Regions from separate parts of the Homo sapiens genome. Here all the other regions are linked to region 2. The links are chromatin loops, found by intact Hi-C in ENCODE. Cell type or tissue: B cell. All regions are shown on one strand. Each heading gives the region's core, and the rest is flanking DNA. Links, peaks and the distances in the headings are about the cores only. Region 1 has its middle 61 kb from the start of ELMO1. Region 2 overlaps ELMO1 (engulfment and cell motility 1). Region 3 has its middle 48 kb from the start of ELMO1. Region 4 has its middle 15 kb from the start of NME8.

The links. Peaks named below come from ENCODE experiments on the same cell type or tissue, not always from the same donor. Only the 100,000 strongest peaks of a DNase experiment are listed, where the experiment ranks them.
Region 1: a loop joins it to region 2, with 29 times the contacts of the local background. A loop is called at or near these places in 32 of 110 quality-filtered maps.
Region 3: a loop joins it to region 2, with 17 times the contacts of the local background. A loop is called at or near these places in 42 of 110 quality-filtered maps.
Region 4: it touches region 2 in a loop (33-fold over the local background); 64 of 110 quality-filtered maps call a loop at or near these places.

What each region holds. Positions count from the first base shown.
Region 1 is chr7:37,507,003-37,513,342 of GRCh38, forward strand. No RefSeq gene overlaps it. Among named protein-coding and RNA genes, the nearest start is that of ELMO1, 61 kb to the left of the region's middle. In B cell, for the core only: CTCF peaks have their summits at 3,231 (motif pointing left) and 3,432; a DNase peak (open chromatin) is centred at 3,239; H3K27me3 peaks cover 302 bases.
Region 2 is chr7:37,205,213-37,211,552 of GRCh38, forward strand. It overlaps ELMO1 (engulfment and cell motility 1), which reads right to left. Exons shown (of 22, transcript NM_014800.11): 13 at 6,174-6,305. Among named protein-coding and RNA genes, the nearest start is that of ELMO1-AS1, 210 kb to the left of the region's middle. RefSeq lists an enhancer at 1-5. In B cell, for the core only: a CTCF peak has its summit at 3,481; a DNase peak (open chromatin) is centred at 3,459; H3K27ac peaks cover 569 bases.
Region 3 is chr7:37,493,327-37,499,666 of GRCh38, forward strand. No RefSeq gene overlaps it. Among named protein-coding and RNA genes, the nearest start is that of ELMO1, 48 kb to the left of the region's middle. In B cell, for the core only: CTCF peaks have their summits at 2,460 and 2,661; a DNase peak (open chromatin) is centred at 2,475.
Region 4 is chr7:37,830,409-37,836,748 of GRCh38, forward strand. No RefSeq gene overlaps it. Among named protein-coding and RNA genes, the nearest start is that of NME8, 15 kb to the right of the region's middle. RefSeq lists an enhancer at 2,081-2,180. In B cell, for the core only: CTCF peaks have their summits at 2,043, 3,336 (motif pointing left) and 3,538; DNase peaks (open chromatin) are centred at 2,033 and 3,303; H3K4me3 peaks cover 540 bases; H3K27me3 peaks cover 580 bases.

The DNA of each region.
Region 1 (6,340 bases), core at 760-5,759, 300 kb after region 2:
AAATATCAGAACTGGGAAGGGTTTTGAAGGCAGCGTTTCCCACTATTTAGGTTACTTCCTTAGGACAGATTCTCAGAATGTAGTTCTTAAAGTCAATTGTTATGGATAGTTTTACTATACTTGATATATACTTCCAAATTGCTTTGCAAAAGTGGCTCTTCAGTTTGTACTGCAGCCACTGTTGAATCTAAGTTTACTTACGTTCTGCCTTTCTGCTAAAGCCTTTTCAGAGAGTTATGGCTATAAAACAAAGTGTAAATATTCATGGGGAAGTTTAAGAAACCACTTTACAGATAGCTCCCTAAAGGCATAGGAGCAGTGGAGCGTGGAATGCGTTGTTGGTACTCAGGGAGGCAGCCATGCACCTGTGCATATTTGAAGACAGATAGGATGCCCAAATGCATGCAGCAAGATGTGCAATTCTCCCATTTTATCCCTCTCCAATCACGATTGTGCTGAGCTTTCCATGTCTGGGCAAAAATGTGAAAATGGTTCAGAAGAGAGTTGCCATTAAATAATCAGAAAGTAAAGCTCGTAAGTCAAGATAAAATGAGGTGAAATGATTTGGCTGGGAAAAGTCTTTGAAGTCTTCAGTGACATGAGGAAGAGGACCAGCTCTTCTGGATGTAAGATGCAGTGAAAAGGTCCCAGGTTTTGAATAAGAGAAAGCTGGCTGTGAACTTCGACTCTTTTACCTACTCTCTGTGTGATCTTGGGCAAATACTGACCTCCCTGCATATCAATTTCCTAATCTATAATATGGGCATAATATCCATTTCAAAGAGTTGTCAGAAGGACTAAATGAGATGACATGGTAAAGTGTCCACAACAGATGATACACACCAAATTCAGGATGGTAGCTTCTCTGCAGGAGGAAGGAAGGAGAATGGGACAGAGACAGGTAGCAAAGGGAGCTTTAATTTTAACTGAGATAGTTTGTGTCTTTTATTCAAATTTAAAGAGATCGGAAGCAAGCATAAAAATATGTTGACATGTGTGGATCTGGAGACAGTGCTTGTTACGTAATTTTCCATACTTTGTTTTCGTTTTCAATTAAACAGAGATAGTGCAAGGCACATAGGGAACGCTCCACACAGGTATAGATTCTTTTCCACACCCCTCATCAGAAGCTGAAGAGCATAGTCTCCATTATGATGAATTTAGGCAGGACCCATGGAAACAAATCCTGCGGAGAGCCTGAGCCAAGTGGAATTTGCCTCTGGAGAGCTGTGCCTGCCTTTCACAATGGAGTTCCACACAGGCAAGTTCTTTCTCCCTCTCCTCCATGTGGACCGGATAAACACAACATCCCTGCTCTGCCTTACTCAGCTCTATTGCTCAGTCCAGAGACATGTTGTTGTTATGAGATCTATAATCAACAGCCAGATTCGACTTTCTGTATGGGATTTTCTATCAAGGAAGGTTGTTTATGTCTTAATCAACTGTAGCATGCAACTCCTGCCAACATATGTGTCACTGTGATTTCCATATTGAAGACTTCCCTTCCTCAAAATGATGTTTATTTAGTCTGTACACTTTGTTTAGATTCTCCTCATGGAAATTCTGGTTTTAGGGTTATGAAAGTAACTCTTACAGAGCTCCTAAATGTGGTGAGCTCCACATGAAAGCTGGCTTTCTTGAAGCTTATTATCAATGGATTGCCATGCACAGAGGGTAATGGAGCTTAGAGAGGGCATCCACCTATCTTGCAACAGATAGTCACATAATGCACAACACAGGGTTCAACAACTCAGAGGATTTTCAGACACTGAAACAACATAGGGCTGTTCTGTTGTTTAGTTGTTCTTTTTTGACCTCCTATCTTTCTATCTCTATTTACCCCCACTCTCCTTACCTGGATTCTTAGGAAGGAAAAGGCTGTGTTTTTGGAGACAGAAATTAAATGAATGAAGCCTATCCTAGTGTGCATTCCTATGAGCTCCACCACCATTCCTGTAGGAAAGACTCATTGTTCACACATGCTGGGCTTAGAGAGCAGTATTCTTCCACTGCCCAGGAAAGAGAAATATAGTGTCTCCTTCCCCCTTATGTTTTGTAGTATTGATGCAGGGGGCACGTGCTGTCAACTCACTCGGAGCTATGCACACAGAAATTTCAGAACGTTTTAAATGTTATAAAATTGCAAGTTAATAGCAGAAAGGGGTATTTGAGGAAATTAGTCTTTCAAATAATTTATCAGAGTGCTTACAATTCCCATTTCAAGGCAGGTGAAGTAATAATGGATGGTTGGGACTTGAATCATATTCAATGCATGAAGTAGAAAGGCCATCTGCATCCAAATTGTTTGAGTAAATGGAAGAACCAGAACTGTCTGGGCAGATATTGCTGCTGCTGCTGCTGTCACCGTTTTAACTCGATGCCGAGTGGCAGCCCTGGGAGAAGGCAAAGAGAGCTAATGCTCATTGCCTTAAACAAAACCTTCCACGCGAATCCACATGCTACCCTTGTACCTCCCAGGCTATTTGAACCAGAAGTCAAAAAACAATCAGTGAAGAGTTTGGTTTCCTTCGAGAGAGAAGCCCAGCATTAAAATGCTGGTCTCTTCCTTGAATATGACTCCCTTGGTGTTCTAAAATAATAAAATGGCAATATCCTTTTAAACCAAAAAGCAATCTCCTCAAAATAATTATAGTGCATCAAGGATAACTTGCAAATATGCTCCAGGAAATCAAGGCAAAGAGCAAATCAAGGGAAAAATAGATATTTCCTCAGTTAAGGCTGATGCAAATGGCAGCACTTTTATAGCATTTGGTCCTGGCAACATGGCTCAGCTGGGAGAAAGAACACCTAAAACCTGAATCCCATTAATTTTACAATACTATTTCCGTAGGGTTTCCACTGAGACTTAGCAGGGTTTTTAGTATCCTTTTGTGGGAACATCAATACAATTATTTGTGGAGTACTTTGCAAAATGATCTGGGTCAATAATATACAGCCAGAATAAAGCGAAAAAGCCTAGTTTGGAGCTCTATTACCACTAACAAACCCAGCTCCACTGAGCAATTGTTTTTATGTGGTGATTTAAATTATGCAATAATTTAACCGACATGCTCTGTGAGAGAATCATTTATCCTCTGTTCTCTAACATGGCTGTCTTGGAAAGACTTACACCTTTAGAGAGAACATTAAACTAAGACAGCAAATAAGAGAGGAAGAAAAAATGATCACAAATACAAAATTTAGGGGAAAATGCCACCTTGACTCCCTCCTGCCCTCTGCTGGGTATTGTATGCATCCTCAGTCCACCTCAGTTCTTTCTACAGGACAGTGTTGAGGTGATCTGGGTGTGACAAATATTTCTATTCTGGTGAATCTTATAGGTAAATATAATGAAAGTGAGTCAAGGGTTTGCTTTGTAAGTTTTCTGTTTTTTAAAATTGGGATAAAATAGACCTAAAAGTCCTCATTTTAGCCATTTTGAACTATACAGTTCAGTGACATTAAGTATACTCACCTTATTGGGAAACCATCACCACCAACCATCTTCAGAATGTTTTTTCATCTTGCAAAAGTGAAACTCTATCCATTGAACACAAACTGCCCCTTCCCACCCTTCCCCTAGCCAGTTTGCTTTCTGTCTCTACGAATCTGAATGCTCCAGGTACCTCACGTAAGAGGAATCATACAGTATTTGTCATTTTGTGATCAAATGTTTATTTTTAAAACTCATAATGAAATACTATAAGAATATATAGGTAACAATGAGAGGAGATGAACGAAGGAGTATGTAAGAGTTTTGGGACAAACATATGAAGGAGGAGAGAGGGAGTTAGCAGGAACAAAGTGACAAAATGAGAGAGCAGCAGTGTAGCAAATCCTGGCAATGTGCTTCCCTGTTAAAATGCTGTGACTTGGCTGGGTTCGGTGGCTCACGCCTATAATCCCAGCACTTTGGGAGGCCGAGGTGGGTGGATCACTTGAGGCCAGGAGTTCGAGGACAGCCTGGCCAACATGGTGAAACCCCATCTCTACTAAAAATACAAAAAATTAGCCAAACGTGGTGGTGCATGCCTGTAATCCCAGCTACTTGGGACACTGAAGCAGGAGAATTGCTTGAACCCAGGAGGTGGAGATTGCAGTAAGCCCCCAAGATCCAGCCACTGCACTCCAGCCTGGGAGGCAGAGCATGACTCTGTAAAACAAAAACAAAAAGAAAAACAAAAAAACAAACCTGCTGTGACTCAAAATAAGCACCAAAGAAGTAAATTGCACAAGGATCTACAACTAGCATATGCTGGAGCCTGGTTTGACTCTATCCTTTTGGGCTCCAGAGGTTCACTGGATCCATGTCCTTATCTCATGAACCAGTTTCTTCCAGTGCAGTTTCTCATTTTGTAAAACGTTAAGAAATTTTCCAGGGGTTAAGAGTACGGCCCTTGCTCACTGTTCATCTCATGCATGCAGTGATCACCTATCAGTTAACTTTAGTATGCCTGACCCCCGAGACCTTGAGCCCCAAGTATCTGCCATTATCCCACCCTTTGCCTGAAACCTTATAACATAAAGGTAGCTGTTTACTACTTGCGACCCTGGGATTAGGACAATAATTGTCCCTCAGGTCTACTCCATTTAGGTAAGCTTCTTGAAAGGTGCTTGGGGGGCTTCTAAACTGTGTGATTTGTAGAATCAGCAAAAGGATTAGTTGAAACAAACCGAAACCACACTGTATTCCTTCTACTAAGCACAGGTATAGCCAACAACCAAGCAACAAAAAGAAAGCCAATTAATGTTGGTGTATTGCCAGGACAGTTGAGCAGCTACCTCCTCGCCAGCCTAGTGGAGTAGTGGGAAATGCTCATGGAACCTCCCGCTGCCACCTGGTTCATCTCTAGGTCCCACTCACAACAGGACCCTCCAGGGGGGTCTCCTGGCATCTGGACTGATGTACTTTGGTTGCCCTCCCTGAGGGGGTTATGAGTTGACACTTAAAGTCACAGAGTCCTTACTATCTGCTGCATTTCTAACGCTCTAGCTGCCGATGTTCCTGTTTGCTCTTGGCAAGTCTGTGCAATTCCTGGAGAGATGTTCTCATTCTGTAAATCTACTAGCTGTTTAAATACAACAGCAAACAGAGTGACCTTCTCACTGTCGGTTCCGGCAGTGCTGGGAGAGTTTGATAGTTTTAACAGACTTTGGTGGGAAGAGAAAAAGTTCCTGTCTGGAAGAGTCACTTCCCTGCCTTGGTCTCTGAAGGACCTGACTGGGGTTGCTTACCACACTAGACTGTCAAGCCATCCCTCCCACACAGCAACTAGGCTTAAGAGAGTCCATCTGCTGCTTCTACAAGATTTTATTTTGCTGTTTATTTAACAGTTTTATGCCCACTTAATATTATGCTTTCTTATGACATTTACGATTGAGTTGTAGTGACTTAATAAATGCTTAGTGGCTGAATAAACCATTAGAGCAAAAAACTTGTGTTAAAATATTCAAGGCATTATTTCTCGGAATACGGTAAACTCTTATCCGTTTATATGACAATAAACTGGCTCACAGGAATCAAAGTCAAGTTATAGAGAACATTTTTATTTAAAATTAGACTTATAGGCATAACTCATATTTCCACTCTGGTTTACTAAGACTAGGTAATTTATATAATTGTAGTGTGAACTACCTCGTTATATAAGCCAAGAGGTATCTTTAGTTGGTTTTGGTCAGATGTCCACCTGGAGTGGTCTTCGTCAGGATGGAGGTCTGTTTGCATGGGTCCTCATAAAGCTGGCAAAGTGATGCCCACCTATTTATGCTCTGCTAGTGAGTGGCCCACCTCCAGGCTGGAGCCTGTATCCTTTGTTCACTTAGCCTGATTCTGAGCTCCCAACCTTAGCTCCATCAGCATGGCCCCTGAACAGCTGCAAACAACTTTCTATCCTAAACTTCTGAAACACACAGCAAATGGCTCAGAACTCAAGATCTGGCCTCCTGCAGAAAAATTCTTAGAAGCCAGTTTGCCCTGTCACTGGCCTCTAGCAAGCTCCTCCTTCTCGGGGGTGTTGGAAGCCTCCATGGAGGAGATGGTCTGTAGACCTAGCTCAGTTCCCTGCAGTAGATGCTCACATCACACACAGTGGCTCTCATTATATTATATTGTCAAAGTGGGTCTGGACTTACATGTTGGGGCTCTGGCTTTCGGTTCCATCCCTAAGTCTTATTTTTACTTTTATTTTTAAGGGAGTGCTTGTTATGGGTGAGGACCTGTCACTATTTCCCTTCGCAATCCAATTCTAGGCTGAACAATGACTTGACTTTCTGGAGACATATTCGTTGATGGCCACATTTTCACCTGTGAACTTCTTAGATGCTTAGGCTTCTCTAGAAT
Region 2 (6,340 bases), core at 413-5,412:
TCTTCTTATTTGCAGTAGTTATGTCCTAGAAAGTTGCTGCAAATAAGTTAACAACTACTGAACCATTGCTCCTAGGAACAATATTAAATTGTTTCTGCGAGCCTCTGACCATAACGCTTTTGCCAACCAGTGAATATATAACCTTCTTTTATGTGTGTTTCTGTTTAAAGACACCCTATTTAGTATATGTTGTTGATTTGTTAACAATGAATGCTCAGCCAACAGTGCTGTAACTACTGCCACAACAAAGCTTAACAAACCCATATATTTTCGTATTTTTTCTGCGTGGCATGTCACAGCCTTCTTACACTTCGGAACATAAAAACAGCACTTCAGCACTACATTTAAGGGCCATTTGAAACTGAAATTACCATCAGAAAGCAGGAAGCACAAAAATGAGAAAAACGTGGCCTAGACAGACTGGGAAAGGGACACCTGTTTGAAGCATGAGAGCTGAAACAGGAAGGCAGGGTGGTGGCTTGGTGTCTTGTTCGACTTCAGCTGGAACATCTGAGTTGGGCAACTCAGATTTTTTGCCACTGTGCATTTTCCAAGAATGATCTAAAAAAGCATGTTGAATATTGATTTGGGCATTACAAATAAATTTTAGCAAAAAGGCAAATTTGCAAATACGGAATCCATGAATAATGAGGACTGACTGTATATTGCAAAGCCCTTTGAATTTAAAATTCTTCTATAACCTTTCCCTCACTCCAAAAGGCAACTCTACTTCCCTCTCTGCAACATAAACATTGGCCATGATAAATGACCTGCAGTTTCCCAAGCACCCAGTGTTCTTTCACCTTTAACTGTTACTTTCACCACGGATTTTCACACTACCCTCCTAGGGACAACCTACAACTCTCACGTTCTGCTATCACCATCTCTCACGGTGTCACAGAGCACTGGACGCCATTCCAATAATATTAATATCAATCATAAGATCGTAATAATAGCATCTAGATTCACAGACTATGTAGCAAGCACTGCTCTGAACAACTTCCAAGTATCTACTAATTTAATCTACACAACACACATATTGATAGAGAAAATTATTATCCCTCATTTTAAAGAATAAAAAACAGAAACATGAAAATGTCAAGTACCTTGCCCAAGTCACTCAGCCTGTGATTGGTAGAGTCAGAAATCGATGTCAGCAACCCAAATCTACAGCCCAAGCTTAATCACAATGTTACTCTCACAATGACTGTTGAAGCCTAGTAGCATTTAGACAAAGACGCTTCCTTCCGTAGTATTAGGATGGGGACAGAGATAGAGAAGGAAAAATATAAATATGCAGTTCATTTCATTCCCTGCCATCTCTATTTGCTGAAAAAATATTATTAAGATGACACCAACCCCTGCATATGTAATTTTGTGTAATTATACTTGTGTAACTACAGATAATTATCTTCCATCACCCAAGAAGGTAGAAAATCCTCTTAAAAATTTGAACATGAATCTTAATTCTGAAATGTTTTCACCATTACCCATAACCTCTTCCACCTTCACATTTTAGTCATTTTTCCCTCCAGGATGATCCTGAAATATGATGAAATTTTTTTGTAAAATATTTCATGTTAAAACACATTATATTGTTGAGAAACAATTTCTTTTTTTAAAAAAAAAAAGCTTATTTTCTCTGCAGTCAAGATAAAGGAAAGGAAAACAAAGCAGCTAGAAAAAAAAAAGCCTTGTCTGATTTTAATATCTGCTTTGATTCAGAAGGGATCAGAAAGATGAACTACAGACATCTCCTTTTTCATGCTTGTCCGGTAGACTGAACAAGGAAAAATTCACAAATAGAGAGACTACAAATTGGAAATAAACCAGAGACAAATTCTGAAAGGGCTCTAGCCAGGAACACAACACTTTGCAGAGTGTGAAAGCCATGGTGCACAGGTCTTGGCGGCTACAATCAAGAGGGACAACTTTGTATACAGCATTTCCCCTGTTCTCAAAATAAAGTCATCCTAGAGGTGAGAGTCTGCCTTCCATTACTCTCAGGAATCCATATGCCCTTCCTTAGAAGCTCCACTAAAAATAGCATTATCCCGGCAGGGCACGGTGGCTCACGCCTGTAATCCCAGCACTTTGGGAGGCCAAAGTGGGTGGTTCACCTGAGATCAGAAGTTCGAGAGCAGCCTGGCCAACATGGCGAAACCCTGTCTCTACTAAAAATACAAAAAATTAGCTGGGTGTGGTGGCGCACTCCTGTAGTCCCAGCTATTCAGGATGCTGAGGCAGGAGAATCCTTGAACCTGGGAGATGGAGGTTACAGTGAGCAAAGATTGCACCACTGCACTCCAGCCTGGGTGACAGAGCGAGACTCTGTCTCAAAAAAAAGAATAGCATTATCCCAGACAACTCTGTCTCTTCCCACCAGGGGACCTACAAAGGCCTGTCCATTTTGAAACCACAGAATCAATAACAAGAGATCTTAGAAGATGGCTGGTGTAGTGCCTCATGCTTGTAATCCCAGCACTTTGAGAGGCCGAGGTGGGTGGATCACCTGAGGTCAGGAGTTTGAGACCAGCCTGGCCAACATGGTGAAACCCGTCTCTACTAAAAATACAAACATTAGCTGGGTGTGGTGGTGGGCACCCGACAAGAGCAAAACTCTACCAAAAACAAACAAACAAACAAACAAAAAACGAGATCTCAGAAGATGAAGCAGCTTTTCTGTGTTATGACTAAACTTACAAGCCACTCAGCCACCTAGATTGTGACTTTAGAATTATTTTATCAGAAAAATTTGCTCCATTGGGATGTTGTGCTGAGAAGGAATGTGATGCCCATCTGCCTCCTCAAAGGTGTTGTGGTTTATTACCTTTTAATAAACTGTTCTTCTTGCCTTGTTGGCGCAATGGCCACTTTTACCTTGGAAAACTTAAAAGGCTGCAGATGATTTCTATGATGTGTTCTCTCCAAAAGGAAGAAAGGGAAGTAGCACTGGCTGAGTGCACCTTGGTTCCAGCTGCTGTGCTAGTCGCTGGTAGACGGTCCTGTGGGGCCCTCCCATAATCTCAAAACAGAAAAGATGCTGCCCAGTTTCACAGCTGAGAAAACCCATGCCCAAACAGGTTAAATGACTGAACCACTGGCCCATGGCTCAAAAGGAGGAAAGCTAAAATTAAATCTAGGCCCAGTGAACTCCAAAGCCTTGTCATGTAATGCTTGCTGGGCATTGCCTACTTGGGAGCAGAAACATGAGAAATAGCAGTCTTAATCTTATGAACTGAACTTTTCTTCAAAGTGATCCAAAAGATGATCCAAACCTCAAATTAATCCTTAAAGTTCAGTAAGGAGTTTAACAGGCAAGATGATTCCTCTTTGGGAAGTACAGAGAGAATTCTGCACGAGACTGCTTACAGCATCTAGAGATTTTGCAGCCAGACCCTGATATCATCAGCCAGCTTTCAGCGTTTTTGCAAGACCGTCTCTAGGTGGTGCAATGACCATGCGGTTCTGTTTACTGAGGCCTGTCTATTTCTGGCTGGCTGGGTATTCAAAAGTGAAAATATCTGCTTGTCAAAAGTTACTGGATCATTTCCAGCACTCAAAATCATTACTAAATAGTCGTTCCAACTTCTCAACTCTCTGATGCAAGACTGGCCTGGGAGAAGTTGCAGGGGAATAACTAAAATCAAAAACTAAAAAAGAACCATGGAAAAATAAAGAAAACCAACACTCTCTTATGATTATTCTCTGTTCAGAGTCTTTGCTTTTTCTAGGATGACTTTTCAAGTCCTCATAAGCGCTAAAGGCCTTAAAACCACCTCCAATTAACTTTCAGTTAAAAAAAAAAAACTATTATTCTGTACTCATGAAGCAGAACACTCCCCAGACAGGGAAAACTAAGACAGAGATACACCAAGACTAAACTGTACAAGGAATTAACAAGAATGTTAAGACAGATGGAGCTACATTGAGAAAATGTACTCTGATTTTGGAATACCCTGGTCATCTCACATAAGAACAGGGTCTGAAAATAAAAAGGAGATGCTTCATAGCACACACCCCCATTACAGATAGCTCTCACAGGGACCCAGATTCTATAGTAATCCTATCTCCTCCATGTGGTTGGCCCCCAACCTCTCTCTCTCCACAGTCCCTCCATACTGTGCATTCTGGGATCCAACTGCCCCCGAGGAAAATCACTACTGGGACAGAGACACATGCATCCCGGAGGCAGCACATGGAAAGAATTCAGGTTTTGGATTTTCTACATAGCTCAGAAGAAATCCAGGCACTGGCAGGAGGAGGACGATAAAATTGCAGTCACAGGAGCACCCTAGAACCAGGCTCTCCCTCAGAAGAGGAATCAATTAAGAGTATTTTCCAAATGTACATGCCCTGATTCTTCCTTGGTAATTTTGATATGACTTGAGGGTAAGAGAGATTGGGTGATTTCGCAAAGCCTCCCAAGTGACCTCGATATGTCTTGCTTACCACATAAAAGTAAAACTTGGAATTGAGGGTGAGGTAGAAAGTGAGTCCCATCCGCCTTCCCTGGACCATCGCTCTGGCAGAGGGGCTCTGCCAGCAAGGTCACTGCCACCCTGGAGCTTTGGTCATCGACACACAAGTACAGGAAACTCACCCGCTCCACCAGTCATGACATTTTTTGCTAAAATTTTAAAAAATTGATTCAACTAAAAGATAAAATGGAATGCCAAGGTCGAAACATAAAATATAATGATACAAAAATAATTTCAGAATACCTCTGTAAAGCAAGCTGCAAAGCTGAATATGCAGTAAGTATTCTTATTTAAAACGTCATATTAAAACTAACACTATAAAAACAATAACTGGACAGAGTGTTAGTTTTTTAGGTTTTTAGGTTTTTTTAGTTTAAGAAACACTACTGGAGAGAGTTAAAAAAAAAATGAACACTGCTGGTTAAAATGGACATGACTTTCTGTGTGTGGAAAGCAATTAGACAGTATCAAAAGCCTTGAAAACATATCTCATACAAAGTACAGTTCCACAAATTTATCCTAATAATGTGATCATGGGTGTGCATACATTCTGGGCTGTAAGATATTAATTATAGACTTATGGTAATTTCAAAGCATTGAATCATTTAGTAAAAGGGCTTGGTTAAATAAATTGTATTACATCTAAATAATGAAAAACAAATCAGTAATGAAACACAGTAATATGAAAACATTTTCAAAGAATATTCCCATGAAAGACAAGCCTTCTCAAATAACACATAAAGCATGATACCATTTGTCAAACTATGTATAAATATTATTATTAGTATATATACAGATATATACATTGTGTGTATATATATATATTTGGGTGTGTCTGTATATATGTATATGCATGAATATGTATATATATAAAATATATACACCTTATATATATACACACACAGACACACACATACAGATATATAGCTTATATATTTTTTTCCAAGGAAAGAGTATTTGGAACTATAAAATAATGCCTGGTGATTTCTAATCACCGAAGCCAAAATCTCAGTAATGCCATTTATGATGGGGATTAAAATTGAAATCCAATTTTACAACTGCAGAATTTGATATTAGCCGAAGGTCACTCAGAGACTTCATGGGGAGAAAATCGAGAATATAGTGCAAACAGAAATGAAAACAATGGATTATATTCAGGACAAGCTGTGTTCTGATTTGCAAACTAAAAAAAAAATCTAGGAGACAACCTATTAGCATTCATAGCAAGAGAGACCTTTTAAGAAAACATAAATTGTGTTAATGTCATCAGGATTAAATTTCAGGAGACTTTCAATTTGACTTTGATATAAAATTGATGTATGTAAGTAATCAACTCAATAACCCAATAATAAGATCCATCACTCATTTAAGGCAAACACAAATCTTAAGCATCTTGTGAAATAGATTTAATGAAGTCGAGATACATTCCGGGCTAACTACTCTCGGTTACACTTAATCAGAACTGAATAAACAAATGCAGTATTAGTCACACTTGTGCAAGTTATTCCATTTCACTGAAGCCAGAAGAGATTTTCATGTGATCCTGTTTAAACCAGCTAAACATCTGGAAATGTGGAAACTATTCCGTAAAGCGCAAGAGGACCACACGCTCGGAAGAGACATCAGTTATGTGGCTGAGGTCAGGCCCGGGGAGGCTGGAGGGAGAGCGCATACTGGAGATAGCTTACTTACAATGAACCCAAGCTTCTTATAATCTCGCGTGTACATGGACTTGCGTTTCTCCATGCTGCCACTGCTGTTGTTAGGTTCAGACTCAGCATCAAAAGCAATTCTTCGAAGTTCAAATATGATGTCCCTCTGAGCCTGAAGGAATCAGGGAGTAAAAAGAAAAGGGAGGG
Region 3 (6,340 bases), core at 434-5,433, 290 kb after region 2:
TTGTTCTTGGAAACTGTTGCTTTTGTTCACCAACTCCCCCAACTTTGCCCAAGAGAACAGTCGAGCAGTTACAGCTCTCCTATACTGTTCCTTAGTAAAGTACCACTAGCCCTCTTTTGTTAGCATTTTTTCCATTTAATGACCTTGATAAAGATAATTAAGTGATAAAAATAACTCAAGGAAAACAGATTCAAGTAAAGCCTTTTCCCAAAGGAAAATAATGAGCGCCCCTTCGTCACCTTGCCTCATAATAAGCGCACACTCACATGTATATATGTTTATATGCGTATGTGTTTATATGTATCCATATATACACACGTGATAATGCAGGTATGCTTTTTGATAGATGAAAGCCCTGAAGCACATTTAGACATTTTTGTTAAAGAAAATATGCTAGTAGCACATGAAAAATAAAATACATAAGAGTTACATAAGTTGAGGGGCCACACAAAGCTTTTCCATAAATGTTGTGATTCTAGCCACAAGTAAAAATAGATTAGAAAGATTTGTTTGAAACAACAGCTCAACTACCCACGATTCGACCACCTGCAGTTTCACCTGTTGGGAGAACAACCAGGAGCAAGAAAATAAAACACAGAACCAGACTAGCCAGACTAGACACAGGGCAAGGTATGCACCGCTGTCGTCATGGAGCAGGCCCTTGCGTAACGGGCCCCGCTCTCCCACTTGGGCTACGCACGTTCCTAACTAACAAAACACGACGCTCATCCTTCCAAGGCCTCTGCAGATTAGAAACAGAAGGAGCCCTCCCTGCTGCCTTGGTGTGTTGGTAGCAACACAAAGTAACAATGGAAAGTAAGGGGGAAAAATAAGAAAACCGTAACACGTAGAGGCAATACTTCCCAGAGCAGAGTTGCCTGGGTTCATGTACTCTAGGTACAAACAGGCCTTTAGGACCTCAGCGGACCCTGAAGACACTGCCGCGTTCAAACACTGCCCACGAATCCATTTTCACACTGTTAGTGCTAAGTTGTAATGAAACGGTTACATTTTATTCTTTACTCAGTTGAAATTAGAGTAGTGGGAAATATATTTTAGAATATTGTCCATTTGAAATATTTTAAAACAAGTGAGTTTAAAGCAGCAAACTTGTGACTCTACAAAAAAAATCTGGTTTAAAACAACAAACATTCATTTCAGGGGGTCCTAGAGAGACAGAGCTTGCGCACGCGGGCGCGCGCACACACACACGCATACCTACAGTATACACATATGCGCACTCATACACACATTCCTATACAATAATTAGCTGAACTTCAGGAAGATGGGTTTCTTTTGTGTCTCAAACTAGGAAAAACAAAATAAACTGCTTTGCGTAAAAAAAAATTAAAGTTTGAAAATATCCACAGGGAGTAAGCAATACATTTCTTTAAACTCCAGAGATCAATGTAATTACTTTAAAAGACAGATCAATGTGATTCAACTTTTGAATATCTAATATAAATATCACCCATTCTTTCCAGAAGAGATTCATTTTCATTACATTCTATAAAATACATTTTTCCCCTTCTGCAAAGCTGAAAGTACTTTCCAAATATCCTATTACATAGAGTTGAATCTGCCACTCTGAATTTTCTTGGGGAGATAGTAAGCTAGCAAAATTTCATCTGGAGATTTTACAGTGAAACCTATAATCCCTGGCCTTCAAGATACAAGCTATATAGGAAGCAGAAAAAAAAAGGTTTCAGAACATCACAAACTTATGAACCAATTGTGGTTTCTGACTACTAGAAAGATTGAGAGCAATCTAAATTTAGTTATCAGAATTTTGCATAACAGTCAAGCCAAGCGCATGCTGGAAAAGCAAATTGAGTTCCCTACTTCATCCCCACCAGTCTGATGCAGTAACACTGGAGGCTGGTGGCCTTGCCTAATTTTAATTGTCATTCCTGGTGGTAGGTGACTCACTCTTTGAGGGGCCCTGGCTATTTGAGTAGGTCTTTCCTTCTCTCTCTTAACGTCTGTTTTTTTCATCAAACACTTTGGAATTCAGATGTAAGATAGTCGCCTCTTCAAGCTTAAAATTTATCCTCTCCATTGGAGGTTATTATTCTAAGTGAAGTAACTCAGGAATGGAAAACCAAACATCGTATATTCTCACTTATGAGTGGGAGCTAAGTTACGAGGACACAAAGGCATAAGAATGATACAATGGACTTTGGGGGCTCGGGGAAAGGGTGGGAGAGGAGGTGAGGGGTGAGGGAAAAAAGACTACACATTAGGTCCAGTGAAGACTGCTTAGGTGATGGGTGAACCAAAATCTCAGAAATCACCACTAAGGAACTTATGTAACCGAACACCACCTGTTCCCCTAACACCTATTGAAATGAAAAAGAAATTTAAAAAAATTACATTAAAAAAATTATCCTTTTTTTTTTTGACCTTGTTGAAAAAGAACATATTTATCCCTTTGGTAGCTTTCTTGGCCTTGAGTATACCACCTAGCGGAAAGAGGGGTAATTGCAGGTTCTTTTGAAAACAAAAATGCTTTGAATGTTTCCATGACTCTAGGGAGATTTGGCAATCAGACTTTTTTGTCCAACATTTCCAGGAGATGTGAATGAGCTCTGATTTCCACAAGGTATCATTAAATCTTAAGCACTTAGCAAAAATATATTTAATAACATACTTAAAATTATTAATTATTGCTGGAATAAGTATTTTGTTTAGGGTAAACTTTCGAAATGATTTAGGCTGGCATTTCATCATTTTTGATGTGATACACGTATGTTTTATAGTACATTGGGCACCCTTGTATAATTACTATGTTTAACTCATCTACAGTTTGTTTCTTCTATTATTATTATTATTATTATTTGAGAGGGAGTCTTGCTCTGTTACCCAGGCTGGAGTGCAGTGGCACAGTCTTGGCTAACTGCAACCTCCATCACCTGAGTTCAAGCGATTCTACTGCCTCGGCCTTTTGAGTAGCTGAGATTACAGGCACCTGCCACCATTCCCAGCTAATTTTTTTTTTTTTTTGTATTTTAGTAGAGATGGGGTTTCACCATGTAGTTCAGGCCAGTCTTGAACTCCTGACCTCAAATGATCTGCCCGCCTCAGCCTCCCAAAGTACTGGGATTACAGGCGTGAGCCACCGCGCCCAGCCTGTTTGTTTTGAGACAGGGTGTTGCTCTGTTGCTCAGGCTGGAGTGCAGTGGTGCGATCATAGATCACTGCAGCCTTGACCTCATGTCCTCAAATGATCCTCCTGCTTCAGCCTCCCAAGTAGCTGGGACTACGGGCACACACTACCACTCACAGCTAATTTTTTTTGTATTTTTTATAGAGATGGGGTTTCACCAGCCCAGGCTGGTCTCAAACTCCCGGACTCAAGTGATCTGTCTGCCTCAGCCTCTCAAAGTGGTGGGATTACAAGTGTGAGCTACCTTGCCCAGCCACATCTGCAGTTTGTGTATAATTTAGATATGCCTATTTTGTGGGATTTAGGGCAGAGTGTTAATCTTCTAAATTATTACCAGAGTTTACAGTTGAGTCTCTGATTTTGTAATAAGATGTTTGTTAGAGAGACGGTTTGTTCTGAAATTGGTCAGCTTTCTAACTCTCAACTTTCACATTGTTCCTTATCCTTAGATATAACTTGCTGGGTGATGTCCCACACTTGTTGGGTGATGTTGGTGGTTTTAAAGATGGGCTACCAGGCTGGGTGTGGTGGCTCACGCCTGTAATCCTAGCACTTTAGGAGACCAAGGCGGGCGGATCTCCTAAGGTCAGGAGCTCGAGACAAGCGTGGCCAACGTGGTGAAACCCTATCTCTGCTACAAATACAAAAATTAGCTGGGCATGGTGGTGCATGGCTGTAATCCCAGCTACCAGGGAGGTTGAGGCAGGAGAATCGCTGGAACCCGGGAGGCAGAGGCTGCAGTGAGCCGAGATCGCGCCACTGCACTCCAGCCTGGGTGACAGAGTGAAACTCCATCTCAAAAAAATAAATAAAATAAAATGAAGATGGGCTGCCTACATAAGGAACTCAGGGAAATCACTGCTTTAAAAGCTTTCTTGACAAATGATGCCAGAGAAAATTTAATTTTATGCTGAATGCAAAGCCACAAACATAAATGGATAGTGTAGGGTTTCCTGTTCTAAGATTTCAGGAATAAAATAGGAGAAGCCAAGTTCTGTCCTTGTCCCATGCAACATTATAAATTAGGAGTGCATTTTGATAGTCCCAAAACTATACCTTAATTTAAGAAAATGGAATACAAGCAATAAATATAATACTATAAATACATACAATAATTATGATATTATAAATATGACTCTATAAAAAAGACAGTCCCTGTTTCTTCCCTTCTTATTTGTAAGACATCGTCATCTTCCAAGCTGTCTTAATTAACTGCCACCCATAAGCATGACTGTTGTCACAGATGGGTGCTATTCAAAACGGTTAGCAATTCATTTACACACGCCCCCAAAGGAGAAAACACGATTCATTCAGCTGAAAGAACTGCCTGTGAAAGCAGAGTGGAATTCTCAGTGGTGGAAAATATAAAATAGATTGTCCCGAAATAGACTGCCACTTGGAAAGTGTCTTTTGCTTCTGGTGGTGGTAAGAGCATAGTAAGAGCGTGGCCTACTCCAATGGAAATTGTTCCACACCATGCCACGACAACTAAGCGTGACCACTCTGTCACTTCAGAAAAAGAACTGGTTAAGTACGTTATGCAGCATTTCTAAAAATGTGGGTCCGCAGAACTCTACTTTCTCTGAATGCTCATAGATGTATTTGAAATAGTGTTGTGGTCAAATAACATGACCAGAAATGCTCTTAGTGTAGGCTATCGTAGAGTGTTTAATTTCATTACCAATGAAATCCTTTCTTCTCACTGAGGAGCTCCTGACACTAGTGTTTCTAGAAACTGGCTTTAGGAAACATTGGCTTCAGAGGTTATTTTAACTCAGAAGTATTCCCATGCACATGCACAAATATCTGCATGCATATATTAAATATGAATTTGGAAAAACTGGGCCAGTGTTCTCTGTGCCCTGTAATTTACTACATAGTTTACTGTGAATTATACATATATAATTATAATTATATATGTATAAATACACATATATATACACTTAAGTATTTATTATAAAATTGAACTATTCATTTCATGGTGAAATCTTTAGTTAAGAATCGCTACACAGCACATTGTCTCTGCCCTCAAGACCTCAGTTGGGTGGGAGCAAAAACAGACATGGGAAAAAACAGTTTCAATGTATGTGGAGAAGATGTTTTTGAGCTACTGCTAAAGAATGTTCTGGGAGACCAAAAGAGAAGAAATTTACTTCATTTTCGGACAGACTAAGTATTTCATTTGTTGGACATACTTCATTTGATAACAGTGGATCTTGGAGGAGACAAATGCTTGAACTGAGTACTGAAGAATAAACAGGGGTTAGTAATTCAAAGAACAAAGTTAAACGGGGCTTGCGTTCTAGGCAAAGACACATCCTGAGGCATAGAAGAGCATGTCAAATAATAGGTGGGAAGCTTTTTTTTTTTTTTTTTGAGACGGAGTTTCACTCTTGTTGCCTAGGCTGGAGTGCAATGGCACAATCTCAGCTCACTGCAACCTCCGCCTCCTGGGTTCAAGTGATTCTCTTGCCTCAGCCTCCCAAGTAGCTGGGATTACAGGCCTGTGCCACCACGCCCGGCTAATTTTTGTATTTTTAGTAGAAACGGGGTTTCTCCATGTTGGTCAGGCTGGTCTTGAACTCCTGACCTCAGGTGATCTGCCCGCTTCAGGCTCCCAAAGTGCTGGGATTACAGGCGTGAGCCACCGCGCCTGGCTGGGAAGCTTTATTAGGAAGGAAGACGGGAAGATGAAACTGAAAGACACTGAGAGACCAGGTCATGGAAATAGTGTAGACTCTCTGGTTCTCAAACATCATGGCACATTAGAATCAACCAGAACTTGTGATTCAATAAGGCCAAATGAGGAGTAGGATGATCTGTATTTTGGATAAGTTCTTTAAGTGATTTTATGTGTCCAGCCAGCATGAAGGCCTTTGGGAACCACTGCTATAAGATCACTGAAGGGTTTTGAGTCATTGAATGGGTCACTTTGCATCTTAAAAAGAAAACCTCATTAATTCAAAATATTGTGACTACTAATACATGCTCATTACAGAGAGAAATGCACAGACAAAATAAAAAGAGGACAGGGCTCTGTCTTTTGCTTTTTTTTTTTAGATGGAGTTTTACTCTTGTTGCCCAGGCTGGATTGCAATGGCGTGATCTCAGCTCACTGCAACCTCCGCCTCCTGGGTTCAAGCAATTCTCCTGCCTTAGCCTCCTGAGTAGCTG
Region 4 (6,340 bases), core at 465-5,464, 630 kb after region 2:
CCAGTGAGTAAAGAAAAGAGTATGTTTTCAAGCTTCGCACCAAATGTGAAAGTCACTTGTTTCTTTTTTCCCTTTTAATTCTAAATCTGAGAAAAAGCAGTGCTCCGCTTTGAATTTCAAATGTCTTCAACATTGAAGTCTGTTAATCAGGCTATTTTCTTATCAGCTCTGAGTCTCAAATGCTGCATCTATAAGAAGAGAAGTCCTTTCCAGTTCTAAGAGCAGTGACTGTGTGTGGCTTCAGGAATGATAATTACACATTCCAAAATGCATCCTGGATTAATTTCTTAATTCACATCTACCAGAGATGTGAGTACCCAATGCTTAAAGAACTATGGTTCCATGACTAACAAGAAGTGATTCACTGAGCCCAACAAGCAATCTAATCTAATTGCCTCTAAGTGTTGTTTAGTAGGGGTAACTTTGGCTATTTTAATGAAATGTGAATTTTTAGAAATTATAGACAACAAAACAAATGTGTGTTCAGCAATTCCTGCCTACAGGAGTTCACACTCACTTAAGGAAGGCAAGGCACGTGCAGTTGAAACAACTAGCGAAAAAACAATTCTAAATAAACTAGCGTTGTATACCGATATAATTAAGTGCTAAAGTGTGCAGTTCAATCAGATAATATAAGATTTGGAAAAGAAAGGTGATAAAGTATGCCCCCAGACAAAATGGACTCCCTGTGGCTAACTGAGGAGCTCAAAGTTAAAACAGAACTAGGTGTCCATAGCTGGGTGACAGAATGGTCACATGTTCTGCGCTCTCAGAAAGATGTTGTAAAAGTATCAAAGGACCTCCCATTCTACAATCAAGCTGAACCAGCTCCTGTTCTGTTGTTGGGCTACAAGATAAACTGCTGCAAAAAGCACAGCACCTGCCCACACCTCCCAGTGCCGCAAGCCCCAGGCCCCATTGGCCATTTGAAAGAAACATCTGACAGGGACTGCTGGTTTGGGGCTTGGGAAGCAACCAGAGATCACCTCCCCTAGCCAATTAAGGCTCAGCTGTTTGGGCCAATCAGAACTCAGCTCTGTCAGCCAGTCAAAACCAAACAAGACTCAACCCTTTGTTTGCATAAATAGACCTGGTTGGGAACCTGGGTGGGGACTTTTCCTATAAAACCCCAGGCATGCCATCCCTTCATTCTCTGGAATGGACCTTCATTTTACACAGCGGCCTGCATGTCTGCCTGATTTGCAAACAGTTCTCTGGAATAAAATCTCTTTCCTCCAGATTCTTTTTCAGAGAGCTTTTGTTCACAAAGGGGATAAAAAGATTAAGCTAAGATGAAAATCAGAAAAAAAAAAATAGAATCACTGCAATAATAAGGCTCATTATTTCCAAGATTTTTATGTATCCTGGTCTGAGTATGTCCGTCCTTAAAGCATATGAACTGAAAAGAATAGGAATTGGATTTATGGGTTTTGATCCATTTAAAATATCAGTATTACAAAGTTTTCTAGTGAAGTTAAACGAATGCCCGCAAGTAATTTTTTTACAGAAACCCAGTTGAGAAGGGCTGCAAGAATTAAGAGTATTTTGAAAATATACCAGAGTAAGCAAAAATTGCAACATATGATGGTTAAAAAAAAAAGCTCAGTAGTATATCATATTAAAGATTTATATATTAAATATAACAGAATTTAGAAATTATTTATGTGTATGGGACACTGTTTTTATCATTTTTTCACGTAGAGTTGTCACCATCATTCATTGTGAAGAACAGTATATTTAATATTCATAGGAACATAGTATAAACATTCTTCTATGTAATATTAAATTCACAACAAATGGAGTATTTCTTGGGTTACATGGGAAAAAAAATAGCAGAATCTTGCTGAGCCTCCCCAGACAGATTCTATCACCAGGACAGCTCTTTAAGTTCCCAGATGCGGGTGCCTCCCTTCCTTGGCAGAATGCCTGGTGGACTTGGCAGCTGCCTTCTCAGCCCTTATCACAGCTGAGGCTTCCTGGGGAGTCACGCTTCTCCTCTTCCACCCACTGTGGGCGTGGGGTGCCACCCCACGGCTTCTCCTGGTAGCTCTGATGCTGCCACTGCAGTGACCCTGGCACCATCTGGTCCCTGGATGTACTTGCTGACACTGCCATCATCATCACCTGCACCTCTGCCCCAAGACAAGGTTGAGGATATTTTTCCCAGACCAGTTTCCCCAGTTGGGGATGTTTGTCCTAGGCCTAGATGCCATTCTAGAATCAGGAACTTAATCAAATCATAGATCTTCACTTGAAGAAAGCATAATGTCGATGGCCATGAACCAGCAATTTTTCTTCCTTTCTCTCATCTCCCTACTCCTTTTTAGGGCTATTCTGCCCAGCCTCATTTCCCCGTTCTGGATGGCAGATCCATCTTCTAGAAATAACTTTCAAGATGGAACTATAATCCAGGTCTTTGGTTGTAATCGAGGTCTTCTGGGAGTTCCGTTTTGGGATCCAGACTTATATCAAATCCTACATTTGCTTCTGGGGAAAGTTAAAATTTTGATATACAAGAGAATTAAAAAAATACTGTGCCATCAGAGATTAAAATGCTAATGGAAAGTAATTCAGGAGAGAAGAAAAATTGATTATGCTAATAAAAATAATATCAATTTGGTTGAAAATGCAAAATACAGTTTAGGTCCTCAGGGGCCATGGTAGAGAGTGTGGTAGGATTAATGAGAGAAGGAGTGGGGTAGTCCCTGCTTTGTGCGGGGTCTAGTCTTGAGGGGTTATTCTTGCTGTTCATGGTTGATGTGTGACGACACCTCCATACTTGTGTTGGAATCCTAGGGATTTCTGGGCATCGGCTCCCACTTCTAAAGACAGGGACTCTCCTGTGTCGGAGCTTTTGGGGTTCTGCTGAGAAAGGGGGAGGCTGAGTAGCACGAACTATCATGATTGATTAGTAACGTCTGCTACAAAAGTGGGAGGGTGGGGGACGGCTCATATGGCAAATATTTATCACCTTACCCCATAACATGCTTTCTGGCTGTATTGTCAGGCTGCTAGGAAATGCTTTCCACTCGGAACTGAGACCTAAAACTGGAAACTAGGCTGCAGGACCACCTGGGTACGTGTGAATTACAGAGGTTCATGCATTTCCAAATGGGGGTGTCATTTTAGAACTGGGGCGTAAGATGATGAGCAACAGAAAAGACAACGCCGAGCCCCCGGGTATGAGCTCAGAACTCTTTACATGTTTGATGCTCCAAATGGTCTAGGGCAGGGGGGCTTCAGAGCCTTGGCAGCAGAACGTGGTCGCGTAGATGTTTATCTGATTTTCTGTTGCGCTGCTGCTCAACCGCCACTACGGAAGTGCACACTGCCACCTTATGGACGTCTTGAGAAGTTACACTTACACGTTATTAATTATATTAAATAAAATTCAAATGTAATAAATAATGTCAGGGGTAGTTTTTATAAACATTTGCAATGAAAATTCATATGAGGACTTCAGACAGAATATATTCAAATGAAGAGTTGATTTCGATTTCACTGATGAAATTAAATAACAGGATTAAGATGAAATTCTCAGCTATTTTAGCATTTTAGTGTTTTTCTGCTACTGAGTTGTGGGAATTCCTTATATGTTTCGGCTTGTCATAAATATGGTTGACAAATATTTTATCTGATTTTATACGTTTTTTCACTCTATTGATTATTTCCTTGGTTGTACAGAAACTTTTTAATTTTATGTAGTCCCACTTGTCTATTTTTTACTTTTGTTGACTGTGCTTTTGGTGTTGTATTCAAGAAATCACTGCCAAGATCATTATCATGAAGCTTTCTCCCTATGATTTCTTCTAGAAGTTTTATAGTTGGGGTATTACATTTATTTATTTATTTAAAGACAAGATATTGTTCTGTCACTCAGCTGCAGTGCAGTGGCACAATCAAAGCTCACTGCAGCCCCAACCTCCTGGGCTCAAGTGATCCTCCCATCTCAGCCTCCCAAGTAACTGCAGGTAACTACAAGTGTGCACTACCACACCAGGCTATTTTTTGTGGAGACAGGGTTTCTCTGTGTTTCCTGGGCTGATTTCGAACTCTTGAACTCAAGTGATCCTTCCACCTTGCCCTCCTAAAGTGCTGGGATTACAGGTGTGAGCCTCCAACCCTGGCCAGGTCTTACATGTAAGTCATTAATCTATTTTGAGTTGAATGTTGTGTGTGGTGTAATATACACATGTGAATATCCAGTTTTCCTAACATTTGTTGAAGAAACTACTGTGTATTCTTAGCATCTTTGTCAAAGATCAATTAATCATATGTGTGTGTGTTTATTTCTGCACTCTCCATTCTATTCCATTGATTTATGTGTTTATCTTTAAGCCAATACAATACAGTTTTAATTGCAGTAGCTTTGTAATATATTTTGAAATCAGGAACTATGATGCCTCCAGCTTTCTTTTTTTTTCTAGAGATTGTTTTGGTTCTTCTGGATCTTTTATAGTTTAATATGAATCTTAGGATTGTTTTTACTATGTCCGTAAAAAATGCCATTGGGATTTTGATAGAAATTGCATTTAAACTGCAGATCACTTTGAAGAATATGATTATTTCAACAATATTAAGTCTTCCAATCCATGAACATGGGATTTTGTGAATATTCTTGTATGGTTTTAGCCTAATTAGAATGTTTCTAATGTTTTGATTTTACATACAATGTTAGCTGTAAGTTTCAGACGGAATTATTTCTCAACTCTTAGTTTGTTCAGAGCTTTCTAAAATTATTATTAATGAAAGTTAATCATTTTTGGCATAGACTTGGTTTTTAACTTTGATTAAGTCCAGTTATTACTTTTAAAATTTTATGATGACTCTTTGTGTTCTAAGAAATATTTGATTACCATCCCAAGATTGTAAAAATATTCTATACTTTTGGAAAAGCTTTATAGTTGTAAACTTTTATGTGTAAGTCTGTGATCCATCTGAACTACATTGCATATTTTATGAAGGTGAAGGTTCATTATTTTCCATATGGAGTTTAAATTTTTCCAGCATCATTTATTTGAAAGAATTTCCTTTCCCTGTTGAACTACCTTGATGTCTTTGGAGAAAATAAATTGACAGTATGTGTGGGACTCTTTCTGAACTCTGTATTTTTTTCATTGATCTATACATGGCATTACCACACCATTTTAATTGCTGTAGTTTAATAGTAAAGTGCACGTTTTCTACCTTTTTTCTTTCTGACTCTTCTGGGTACTTGACATTTCCAAATCAATTTTAGAATCAGATTGTCAAGTGCAACAAAAAATGGTTGGGATTTTTATTATGATTGCATTGAATCTATAGAATAATTTCGATTAAAAGTGACATCTTGGGCCGGGTGCAGTGGCTCGCACCTGTAATCCCAGCACTTCGGGAGGCCAAGGTGGGCAGATCACAAGGTCAAGAGTTCAAGACCAGCCTGGCCAACATAGTGAAACCCCACCACTGCTAAAAATACAAAAAAAAAAAAAAAAATAGCCGGGCATGGTGGCAGGTGCCTGTAGTCCCAGCTACATGGAAGGCTGAGGCAGGAGATTCGTTTGAACCTGGGAGGTGGAGGTTGCAGTGAGCCAAGATCGCATTGCACCACTGCACTGCAGCCTGGGTGACACAGCGAGACTCTGTCTCAAATAAACCAAAAAAAGTGACATCTTAACAATTAGTCTTCTAATTAATGAATATGATACACTTTTTTGGTTTCTTTAATTTTTTTCAGCAATACTTTGTTGTTTTCAGCAATAAGATATATTTCTCTTTTTAAATTTATGACATATTTTTATCTTCTTTGATGGTATTGTAAATTTTAAAGTTAATTTTATTTTCCAAACCTTCGATGCTAGTTTATGGTATACAATCAATTTTTTATATTTACCTTGTATTTTGCAACTTTGCTTAATCATCTATTAGTTCTAGTAGGTTGATTTTTCCCCAAGATTCCTTAGGATACAAAATCGTGCCTTTGCCTGTATGTATATATTTTTTTCAATCTTTATACCTATTATTTATATTCCCCTTGTATTGCACTAGCTAGCACTTCAATATAACATTTAGTAGAATTGGGGGAAGCAGACATTCTTGACTTGTTAAAGGTATTATGGGAAAGTTTTTAATAATTGACCATTACATATAATGTTAGCCAGAGGTGTTTTATAGATACACTATATCAAATTGGAGCAGTTTGCTAAGAGATTCTGTGTGTGTGTTTATCACGAATGAATATAAAGCTTATCACATTATTTTCTTCATTTATTTATATCATGATATAGTTTTTCTCTTGTATTATGCTAATATGGTGAATAAATGCTTCATTTTCAAGCTTGCATTGATAGATAAACCTCAT